Linked DNA regions of Homo sapiens: region 2 is linked to region 1. Evidence: chromatin contacts called from ENCODE Hi-C or POLR2A ChIA-PET data. All regions are on one chromosome and are shown on one strand. The core of a region is the stretch at or near the end of the contact, and the rest is flanking DNA. Distances in the headings are between cores, read along the strand shown. Region 1 overlaps GLI2 (GLI family zinc finger 2). Region 2 overlaps GLI2 (GLI family zinc finger 2).

Region 1 (6,108 bases), core at 1,609-4,108:
GGGGCTTTGTGTGCCAGCTCCCAGTGGGTCGGCAGGGAGGAGCAAGGTTCTGCTGGCTCTGCTGAGGCCGCCCATGTCAGGGTCAGGCACGTGGGGTCCGAGGCAGGTGGAGGCTCATTCTGAAAAGGCAGATGCACTTGCAGAATGATGTTTAGGATTTGGGCCCTGTTTGCACGGCCCTTTCCGTGTCCCTGTGCTTAACTGTAGGTTCCTTGTTTAATATTCTTTTACTTAAGACGTGCCCCCAACTGTGTAAGCTTCAGGCCCCATGGAACCTGGGCTGGTCCACTGCTCACTCAGTAGGCAGCAGTAAGTTGGAAGACAAGAGGCCTGAGAAGGCCTGGGAGGAGCGGGGCCTCGGCCTTGGGTCAGCCGGTGATGCATTTGCATGGGGCTTGGCCCAGCTCCTCAGCATGACCTTGGGGTGGCTTGCCTGGCCTCCCCTCCTCCTCCAGCAGGTCAGAGCCTGCCCCTGAGCACTGTCCCTGGAGCTCTTCCCAGCTTGCCTATCACACCACATCAGTCTGAACTCCCTGAGATCAGACTGTGGACCCAATGCACAGACCCTGGGTCACTTATTTGTTTCTCCAGGGCCTTGTGTGTAGATATTTGAGAAAGTTTTAAACTATTTTGATGTGGCTTCAAAATGGCCACGCATCCTTCAAAAAAAATATGCAAATACAACATACATAACCGTAAAGTGCATGCATCTTAAGTGGAGGGCGTGGTGAATTTTTGTCGTTTGAACACATCCACGTAACCAGCACCCAGATCAAGAGACAGACCATGACCATGAGCCGAAGCCCCCCTGTGCCCACTCCCAGTCACTAGCCACCACTCCCCCATTTTGGGACAACCATACTTCTGACTTCTGAGAGCATAGCTTGGTTTTGCTTGCTTTTGTTCTTTATGTCAATGGAATTATGCAGTGTGTGCACTTTTCTATCTGGTTGCTTTCTTATGTTTAGGGGATTCATTCGTGTTATTACCTGTAGTCGTGGTTTGCTCTTCTTATTGTTGAATAATATTTTTTCCTGTTATTGTGGATATAGCACAATATACCAACGTTTTCTGATGTTGATGGGCATTTGGGTTGTTTCCAATTTGGGGCTATTCTGTGCTGCTTATGAACATCCTTGTACGGTCTCGATGAATGTCTATGTGCATTTTTCCCAGGTATATACCTAGGAATGGAACTGCTGGGTTATAGGGGGCACATGTGGTCAGCTCTGATAAATACTGCCAGCTGTCCAAAGTGGTTGTACCAATTGCCTTAGTTTTGATACTGGAATTTGCTATTAAAAGATTTATTTTCTCGAACATTCTTTTATATTAACATCTAGGAAAAACTGTTGAGATCAATATGGATACATTAAAGTGTTGACTGAGCCTGGGTCCCTGATGAGAAACTGAAGAATTGTGAACTTCAGAAAAATAGACCTGGGGGAATATTCTGTGATTCACTGACTCCCTCACTTACCTATTTGTTCTTCCTTCAGCCACAGATATTCATTATGTGTATCCTCCCTCCCAGGGGCAGAGCAAGGAAGTCAAGACAATCTTTTCTCCTTACGATACCACCGTCAAATGTATTAGTTATTTCTTCTTGCCAATAATGGCTCTAACTGAGGAAGCCCATCTCTTTATACAAAAAATTAGGTCCAGGAAGAGCTGCCTAAGCAGAATCATGGTTGCAGTAAAGTCACTTTATGGTGTTTAAAGACTTGGCTGAATAAAGGGGAAAGTTTAAATAAATTAGTGTCTAGCTATGGACTGAGACAGTATGAATCCACTGAAATATTTATGAAGAATCTTAATGACATAGTACAATATTAAAAGGAAAAAAAGGATACAGAATTACATACACAGTATAAAAGTTATTTTTTTAAACTCATATCCTGTCACAAAAAGAAAAAACACACTTGGTCTCATTTTTCTGGTTTTAAAAATCTTTCGGCCAGGCACGGTGGCTCACGCCTGTAATCTCAGCACTTTGGGAGGCCAAGGCAGGCGGATCACAGGTCAGGAGATCGAGACCATCCTGGCTAACACAGTGAAACCCCGTCTCTACTAAAAATACAAAAAATTAGCCGGGCGTGGTGGTGCGTGCCTGTAATCCCAGCTACTCAGGAAGTCAGGAGAATCGCTTGAACCCAGGAGGCAGAGGTTGCAGTGAACCGAGATCACACCACTGCACTCCAGCCTGGGTGACAGAGCGAGACTCCATCTTAAAAAAAAAAAAAAATCTTTCTTCTGGCTGCAGTCCTCCAGCTCACCCCTTCTTGCCCAATTCTGTTATCTCAGCATCCTCAGAAGCTCAGTCTGCGAGCATGGAGAGGATAGTGTGTGTCTCCTCCGGCATTGCCCCGTGGGGTTTGGAATGGCGCTGGCTGCTGGCTGCCTGGGCCTGGCATTAGCTCATGGATCTCGGTTGCGGATCAGTTTCCTTCCCCAGGAGGGGCAGGGACTTCACTTTCTATGGCTTATGTGCTTTCCTGGGGCCCAGCATGAGGCCTTTCGCCAGACACTGTGCAGCCCAGACTTGTTCCCAGGACAATGGGTGAGATGAAAAAGGGCTTGGTACTAGTGGAGGCACTTAGTGGCTGCAGCTGAGTGTTGGGAAGGGCTGGAGAGTCAGTTGCAGCCAGGTCTGGAGGGGCTGTGTGCCCAGCTTCAGAGCTTGGGTTTTGATCAGGTTTTTGTGTTAGAATCCTCATTCTGGTGGATTGGAGGGAGCCCCAGAGTGAACATAGAGAGACCTCCTAGCCAGGCAGGAGATAACCTGAGATCAGTGCAGTAGTTCCTCACCCGTGCGTGGGGAGGCAGCATGAGCAGTTAGGAGGAGGATGGTGTCCACAGTGGTCGGATGGCACCCCAGCCAGGCCACGGCGGGCTGGACAGCACTCTCAGGTGACACGTGGCCACCTGCCTGCCTCTGGCTGCGGCCCCACCACGGGCTGGATGCCTGGATGAATCTCAGGCTGGAGTCACTTAACGGCTGGGCTGTCACCCTGCAGTAACCCATAATTACTACTTAGGAGTTTGTGGACGAAAAGCAGTAGATTCCAATTGAGTGTGTTAAACTCTGCACGCGCCTGTTCTAATGAGGAGCTTGTAACCTATGAGAGCCCGTCTGCCGCGGGAGGCGGGCTCTTGAGCCAGAGAAGCCAGCCAGTCATTTTCTCCAGCCTCTAGCTGAGCCTCCACGGCCAGCCATATTTCAGCATTTAGGATTTTAAGTGCTGGTTAAAATGCTCATATAGGGAAGTGTGTATATTTTCATATTTCTGCACATCATGCTAGAGACGAGGGTAGGAATAAATCGGTGTGGCCAGAGGTGCCGCTTCAAGCTGCTTTATTCCCTCTCTGTGCACAGTGTTAAACTGGGCTGTGTCTGACTTCCCAACCTTCATCCTGTAGGGGGCTGTTACTGGGGAAAGAAAGTTGTCTTAAAGGACCCTGGAGTGTGAGGGATGGAAAAGCGAAAGGTTTGTCTCTGCAAACAGGTAGTGCTGAGTGGTCGCCAGCTTAGAGCCCGTCGTCCAGATGCTTTGTTTTCTCTCTGTTTTACATGAATTTCCACTGCACAGCCATTGGAGTTTTGCTAGTTGGGAATTTTAATTAGAGAATTGGGCAAACTTCATTACTTTTCATTCAGGTTTAAGGCAAGAGGGCTGATTAAATTCATCCATCTTCCCCACCGAAGTCCAGCCTCTGAGGTTTAATCCCATTGCCTGAAGTCCCCATCACCCCGCCATCCTCCTTCCTCCTTCCCCGCCTCGCAGACAAGGGCTCTCTTTCCAACTCCACCACCTGTTCCAGCCCCGGCTCTGCCCGCAGGAGGGGAAACCAGGTCACATCTGTGGTCATTCACAAACAAACATAGCTCTGCTTTGCCCCACCAAGAGGCTGAGCCTGTGGTTTTTCTGTCCAGGTCCTGAAACACCCCAGACAGCAAGAAAACCAGAAAAAAGCAGCTATGGGCTAGGTTAGGACAATTGAGGTATCTGCGTATGAGAGAGATTATAAATGTGTACCTCCTGGCTAAAGTATGTCTTTCTCTAGCAGAATTGTGATTTGAACTGCTTTTGAAAATTAAAATGTTGGTATGTGAGGTGAAAATGAGCTTAATCTGGGGTGTTGAATAATTGTTTTCAGCCATTGAACACAAGTCCCAGCATAGCATCTACCTAGCTACATGGATGGAAATGCAAATATCCCCCCCTGCCCCCACCAGGGAGCAAAATGTGAAATTTGTCTTTCTTATTTGCCATCCTTCGAAGGCAGCACCCCCTGTTACCATGATAACATAACCTTGTGCACCTCCATTTCTGAATCTGTAAAATGGGGGCAAGTCACTAACCTTATAAGATGGTCGGTGGAATTAACTAAGCAAATTTATCTAAAGCACCTGACACCCTTTCAGGCACACAGAGGTTCCAAGATCTTCAATGTGACGCTTTCAAGAAAGGCAACTCAAGTTCAGGGCTTCTGAATCCTACTCCAAATACCCTGTCATAGTCAACACATCCCTGAAGTTCCCTACACCATGCCTAGAAGCACTGAGGCTGGGCAGTATCTCCTTGTGAAAGGCCTGGCCCCCTTCCCCAGGGTCCTGCTTGAATGTCAGAGGACAGGTGGGGAGGAGGATGGGTGGAGAAGGACAGTGGCAGGGAGGACAGTGGGGAGAGGGCAGGTGGGGGGAGGACAGGTGAGGGGAGGACAGGTAGGGGAGGGCAGGAGTGGGAGGACTGTGGAAGGTGGACAGGTTGGGGGAGGACAGTCGTGGGGAAGACAGTGGGGAGAGGGCAGGTCAAGGGAGGGCAGGTGGGAGGAGGACAGTGGGGGAAAGACAGTGGTGGGGAGGACAGGTAGGGGAGGGCAGGTAGTGGGAGGATAGCTGGGGTGGCGGGGGGGAGGACAGGTGGGGGAGGACAGTGCAAGGAGGGCAGTTTGGGGGAGGACAGTGTGGGGACGGCAGGTGGGGGGAGGATAGTCGGGAGGACAGTGGGGAGAGGGCAGGTGGGGGAGGACAGTGCGGGGGAGAACAGTGCGGAGTGGCACGGTCGCCGGGAGAACAGTGGGGAGAACAGTGGGAGAAGACAGTGGGGGAGAACAGTCGTGGGGACAGTAGAGGGCAAGACAGGTGGGAGAGGGGCATGTGGGAAGGAGGGCAGGTGGAGCTGGCGGCATCATGAACTTTTGGAATAGCAAAGGGAGTTGGGGCTCTGAATGTCAGCCCAGCAACCAAAGATAGCTGGCAACGAATGGTCCAGGTCTTTTGGGATGGAATGTCATAGGGGACAACTAAGGCCCTGTAGGTTGATTCCAGAATACACTATCCAGGTCCAGGGTGCAGTGGCTATAACTTGCAGATCAAACAATTCACACCACTTCAGGAGTTGAACTTGGCTGTGAGTTTACGTCTGGTCTCTGGACCCATGTGGCTGCCTACAGTGAACTTGACCTTTAGGGGCTCTGGCTTCTGGAAGGAGGGAGTTCCAGGAGCCACATCCTCCTTCCAGGAGGCCAGGTGACATGGACAACGTGAGGGAAGGCAGCCAGGGCGTGAGGCCTTGGGTTGGGTCTCCAGGGCAGCTCACCACAGGGAAGGAGTGAAGGTGGTGAAGGATCACCCGGGAGATGCTGCTTGGGCTGGAGGGCGCCCGCTGCAGGCGTCAGCTGCTGCCGGCTGCGGGATGTGATCAGCACTCCTCACTTCATGGCCTCAGTTCGCTCGCCTGTGAAATGTAGGTGTGTGTCCCTGGAGTCCCTCCAAAGCTCTGTGAATTTGTGGAACGCAGATGGAGGGAAGGTCAAGCTTGGGAGAGGGCGGTGGCTTTGGCTGCAACGCGAAGCCGACAAGCACTGGCAGCAGGCCTGCTGGGCTGTCTTTGAGCGCGGGTGTCTGGGCCCACCCTCCTCTGTCGGATCCCTGGGTCTTCTGTCCCTCACTGGACATGTGGATCTGACCGCCATCCAGGACGTCCCCTCTGGGTCCTGCTGGCATTACTCCAGAACCACTTCATCTTCCTTGCCCTCCAGGGCTGAGATAGCTGGTTTGGTCTCACATCTGGTCTTAAGTGGGTCTTTTTTTTTTCTTCTCAT
Region 2 (5,678 bases), core at 1,303-3,802, 36 kb after region 1:
ACCCACTCCCGTGTCTGGGAACACTCCAAGCTTATCAAGAACGCAGCGGGCAGCAATCCAGGGCAGAACAAGGGAGGTGCTGTCGACCAGCTCTGCGCGGAGAGGTCAAGGGTGTGGAAGGGTGGGGAGAGAGGCACAGGCTGACTTAATCCCTTGGGCGGGGCACCGGCCTCACCCACAGAATCGCAAGTAACCCTCCTACGATTCTGGGAACGTTTGTGAGTTAAATGAATGGAAGGGAGGGAGGAAAGGAGGGAAGAAAAATAACTGTGTTTTCATCAGTAAATGTAAGCGACCAAATAGAAGTCTGTAGGAAGCTAAGATTCAAAGGTGAGGAAGGACTGAGGTTTGGGGAGAATTCTCATCACCATATTTTGTGTATTGATGGGACTTTTACTAAGCTAGACTAGAATTCTGAAGCAGTGGAAAGTCAATAATGATAACGAGTTAGGCCTGAGCTGTTCAGTAGGGTAGCCGCGAGCTGTGTGTGGCTGAGTGCTTGCAATGTGGCTATCCTAATTGAGATGTGCTGTGAGTGCAAGATAGGTACCAGGTTTTGAAGACGTAGTAGGAATAAAAGCATGTAACACATCTCATTAACAATTTTTTTACTGGTTCCATGTTGAAGTGATAGTATTTTTGACGTACTGGTTCAATTAAATTGTGTTATTAAAATAATCACCTGTTTCTTTTTAGTTTTTTTTAAATGTGGCTCCTAGAAAATTTACAATAACATATGTGGCCCACATTGTATTTCTGTTGGCCAGGGCTGCATTGGATGAGTGGACACCTAGGGAAGATTCTAGTCCAAGGTAGAGAGAATTGTAAAGGATCCCTTTGAGTAACATAATTATTGGGACTGACAAGAGGCTCCCAGAAAGTGGCCCTTACGGGACCTGCTTGGATGAAAGAATGGAGAGCATTTTGTCATTCCCCTGTTGATTGCAGAAAGACAGTAAGTCCAGCCCCAGTGCTCGTTTGCTTGTCCAGGTGGCTGATTCCGCTGCCCGGTTTTAAAGGTCATTGATTGTCTGTGGCAGGCCCTGCCTCAGAATGCAGCCTGGAATAAAGAGGTGCCTTGGCTCAGCCTGGGAAACCATCACCAGGGCCTGGTGGAGACCAAATGTGGTGGCCTTACTGTCGTCTCAAGAGCTATGGCAGAGTGCAAAGCTGGGACTTGATGCTCTCGGCAGGACGCAAGGCAGGACCTATAAGCCAGATCAAGAAACCTCTTGTTGGGCTCTGCAGGGAAGGGGCTGGATGCTAGTTAAGTACACAGAATGGCAAGTGACACCTTCACGACCCGTGGGGACCAGACAGAGGAATGGCATGGTCATCCTCCTGAAAGGGAGAATCACCTGCGACAAGTGGGCTTCTTGCCGGGGACCAGTCAGCATTGCAATAGCTAGCCGACAAGGTCCCTGCCAGCTGACGGGGTCGCCAGTGTATACTGTCAAATGAGTATGTCAAGGGGCAGCAAGATTTTAGGGGAAAGCCTGAATCCATCCCAGGCCACCTGGCCTAGCCCTGGCCTGTGACAGGTGGAAGGAGCACTAGGGCCTGGGCACCGTCTCCTCCAGCTCCTGGGCTGGATTCCTGCTTTCTGCATTGGATTCTGCAAGGTGCCAGGGTCCCTGGGAGCCATGGTCCTCTGGGCTTCAAATCTATTGCATTTTGCAGTGGGGAGGCTGCACACTACTTTTTTAGAAACCTTCTGTGACCAAGACAGAGTTTTCAACCTTAAGCAAGCTTGACCAGCCCTATTGTTTCTTCCAGCCCTAAAATTCTCTAATGTGGGACTCTACATGTCTACCCAGACAGACAGGCAGCCCCTCCCATTCCTTGTGATGGCGGGGATCTCCCAGGTGTCCCTCTGGAGCTCACCCCAGTCTCCCACCCCTTGCTAAAGGGGCAGGAGCCCAGCAGAGGGGTCTGTAGGGATGGCCACACCGGCACCCTTCGGGGCCCTACTGCGTGCCTGGCCCTGCACTAGCTCTTCTCCACTTCACAGTCTCCCTCTGACATGGGTCCTGTCCCTATCCTCATTTTACAGATAAGGACACCGAGGCACAGGAAGGTTCGGTGAGTCAGCAATCAAGCCAGACTTGGCTGTGGCACTGGCGGCAGCCTCAGCTCTGTCCAACAGGACACTATGCCGCCTCTTGTGGCCTGTCTCCTGTCACTTCAAGGCCACTGTTGCAGGGAACAGATCCCATGACTGCCTGGCTCCCGAGCGGCCAGACCCAAATGGCACGGGGCTGGCCTCTCCCGTGGCGTTGGCTGGAGCACACTCCTCACCCTGGAATGTGCAGGTCCCTCTGCATCCCTACCTGCCCTCACCAGGAGACCAGTCTCAGAACTCTGTGCCTGGTGTGGAGTGGCTGTGCTGGCCCCAGCCCAGCACACTCTCTCTTTCGGCAGCTAATTTGTCAAGTAACACCTCAGCCTGGGGTGGGCAGTGTGCGTGGGCGGACCCAGCAGAGGCCACGGGTCCTGCTAGGCTGTGTCTGCAGGGCAGGCCTGATTGCGTGAGTGGCCTGGGCCTCAGCCAGCCGGACACCAGCCAGCTCGTGGTGTTGGAATTTCCTGTCTGATTTTAATTCCTCCCCCCACGTTTTTCCCCCAAGTGAGACAGAAGCACTTTTTAGTTGCACGTTGTGGAGTGGCCATTCAGGATATTATTCTTATTAAATGCTTCCTGTGGGGTGGTGGCTGGGCATCAGGAGGGCCTCTGGAATTCTCCTGTCCTGTGGCTTATTATTGAAAATCATGGTGCCATTTGCATAAGGCCCTGGGGAAGGAGGTTTTCCATGATTCGTGCTCTTTTGGTGCTTCCTACCTCTGATGCTTAGGCCAGTGACTTCGTCCTCATTTGCGAACGAACACCTGGTCACCTGGGCTCACGTGGCTGAAGGGCTGGCCTTTGAAAGTGTCAGGATCTCAGAACAGACCAAGGCTCCCTAGCAAGGGGAGAAAGTCCCTGGCAGCCTCTCCCAGCCCTGGTGTGCACTTTCATTCATGTACCATCGAAAAGCACAGACCCCTGGATGCCTTCCAAACCTGCATTCCCAGTGGCACCCAGACCCCTTGCAGCTGCTGCTCAGAAGCACTGGTAAATGGTCACCAGGATTCAAATGTCTCCCCCACTCCCGCCTCTCTGATCTTCTGTGTTGAGTTTCTCCAGTTAGTACAATGCCTAGTAGGCGCATGGACATGATAAATGATTTCCCCTTCCTTACTGTGCAACTGGGAACTATGGAGCCACAGCAAGTGTGGAAATGCCAAAGGGCCTGTGAGTCTCCCTCCCGGGGTGGTCCCTGGAGCAGCAGCATCTGCATCACTGGGAACCTGTTAGACATGCCCAGGCTCACTGAGGCAGGAGCTCTGGCAACAGGGCCCAGCAACAGCCTGAGAAACCCCGATATCAGGGCTTAGTGGGTGCTTCATCATGTACCTCTTACTATGTGTATTACATCATGTGTTCCTCTCGAGGACGCCAGCAAGAGATGTTCCTCATCCTGTATGTATAGGAGAGGCCACATGCTTTGCACCGGGGCTTACACTTCACTCGGTTCAGTGCCAGGGCACAATTGGGCATCCTGGGCTCACTGTCCGCACTGCCCTGAGCCTGAAGAGCCTGCCATCCTCCCCCTTCCTTCTGGCTCTGCCAGGTCTGGCCTCTTCCAATGAGCCTTCCTGGCTGCTCCAGACCTCATGGAAATCTTTTCCTGACTTTGAGGCCACTTGGGCAGTTTGTGCTGCGTGGGCCTCGCTGAATCCCGCAGGGTCAGGCTCTCCAGCTGTGGCAGTGGCTTACACAGCAGCGCCCCGGGGCACTCCCTGTGGGCAGGAATTATGCCTCTTGTTCTCTGTGGCCTCCAGAGCCCATGAGCAGCGTCCTCTTACATTGAGCGAGTAGGGGAAGCCTTGACCTGCAGCAGGGTGTGTGGTTGTGACTTCCAACTGTGGATGGAGAACTCTGCCCTGGGTGGTGAGCAGCTCCGCCGTGGATTCCAGAGACAGCTGTGGAGCCAGGCTTGATGGGGCCCAAAGCCTGTGTATGTCAAGGCCATATTAGTGGGACAATGTGTCTGAACTACATCGTATCCCTAGATCAGACCTGGATGGTTGAAGGAGGGAGCATCCAGCCTCTTCTTTGAAGCTGGTGTCGTCGTTTCTGGTATCTTCTGGGAAGCCTTTAGGTACAACTTCCCTGGGGATTGGGCCTGGGATCTCCACAGGAATAGGAGAGAGCAGAGTCTTGCTCCATGGGATTTGTGACAAGCCCAGAATAAATGGCCAGAAGCGACCTTAGCCATGCAAACAGCAAGCTGACATCCAGCATCATTGGTGTTGGGAGGGCGCTGGCCTTCTGGGGTTCATCACCAGAATGACGGTGCTGATCGCCATCCTTACCCATGAGGTTAACATTTTTCATTTCATAAGGTGTCTTCACATTCCTGTTTCATATAGGATTAAGTGGTTTAACTGATCAAATTGTACATTAAGCGTGGAATGGAAAGTAGCAATCACTCTCACTTTCTTTCTCTCTGTTGAGACTGGGGAGTCATTGACGACCATGTAGCCAGTGGTGCATCTGTTCTTGTTTGACAACTCAGACCTGGCCCAGGGCCCCGAGATGGCACATGTGTGCATTCAGGCCCCACTCTGTTCTCCTGAGCCTGTGCTTCCTGGCAGAGCCCAGAAGCAGCCTGAAGATGCAGTACCCTGCCCAGCCTTGCCCTCCTTGCAGCTTTGTCCAGGCCATCCATGCGCCCCCTTTCCTGGAGGGAAGTAGTACTGGGTTTGGTGTAAAATAATTGAATTGTAGAGGAGACCCCATCCTCTGCACTGCTGCTGCCTTGCAGCACACAGGAGGAGCCTTCATGAGATGTCATAGGCTGGGACCTGGTCACATCCCTTCTGCCTTGGGCTTCTCCTGCTGCTGACTTTCCCAAGAGGGGAGTTATTGCTGCAGCCATGGGATATGTGGCTGATGCAGACAAGGAGAGTGGGAGCCCTCCTTTTAAACGGAATTCACAATAGTGTTCACCTGAACTCCCAGACCACCTTGCAAGTTCCCTCCCCTGCTTATTTTCTGCGGGCAGCATGGACACAGACACTAGGGAAAGAATGGTGGGAACCACCAGAGCTTGTAGTAGCCAGCCTAAGCCTCCTGGGGATTGGTCATCTGGGAATAGGGGTGAGTGGCCAGCAGGGATTAATTTATAGAAGATCTTTCCTGCAAAGCCATGGCTTTCATCAGTTCCTGCATCCTCACTCTGTCAAGCAGTGAGTTTGCACAGAGTACACATCTGTGCATGGAGAACTCTGCCCTGGGTGGTGAGCAGCTCCGCCGTGGATTCCAGAGACAGCTGCAGAGCTGGGCTGGGTGGAGCCCAAACCCTGTGTATGTCAAGGCCATATGAGTGGGGTGATGTGTCTGAACTACATCGTATCCCTAGATCAGACCTGGATGGCTGAAGGAGGGAGCATCGGTGGATGCCTTATATGAGTTTCTATCTGATACATCTCAATGTCCCTTATACTGGGAATGGAGGAAAAGTTCTCTTCATTACCATAGCACCGGGACCCTTGTCACATCTGCTCAGAGATGGGGAAGGGCATTATGACTTATTAGGGGTTTCTACTCTATGGACACCATAAATATTCTTTTT

Evidence for each region. A loop is a pair of places that touch in the nucleus more often than their neighbours do. ChIA-PET counts read pairs that join two places held with the same protein, here RNA polymerase II (POLR2A). Pooled maps may share reads with other maps.
Region 2: a loop to region 1 is called in a map of gastrocnemius medialis, with 3 times the contacts of the local background. The contact joins two enhancer-like sites. A Hi-C loop is called at or near these places in 9 of 168 maps with a recorded cell type or tissue (PC-9, aorta, ascending aorta and 5 more) and 8 of 50 pooled maps. POLR2A ChIA-PET finds 5 or more read pairs at or near these places in 3 of 52 experiments (A549, AG04450 and BJ).

Annotation. Positions count from the first base shown.
Region 1 is chr2:120,876,698-120,882,805 of GRCh38, forward strand. All of the region lies in intron 2 of GLI2 (GLI family zinc finger 2), which reads left to right. Among named protein-coding and RNA genes, the nearest start is that of GLI2, 140 kb to the left of the region's middle. Within about 2 kb of position 2,859, at least 2 of the 41 ENCODE cell types and tissues checked have a DNase peak (open chromatin) inside an H3K27ac peak, as active enhancers do.
Region 2 is chr2:120,912,766-120,918,443 of GRCh38, forward strand. All of the region lies in intron 2 of GLI2 (GLI family zinc finger 2), which reads left to right. Among named protein-coding and RNA genes, the nearest start is that of GLI2, 180 kb to the left of the region's middle. RefSeq lists enhancers at 1,778-2,551, 2,552-3,325. Within about 2 kb of position 2,553, at least 16 of the 41 ENCODE cell types and tissues checked have a DNase peak (open chromatin) inside an H3K27ac peak, as active enhancers do.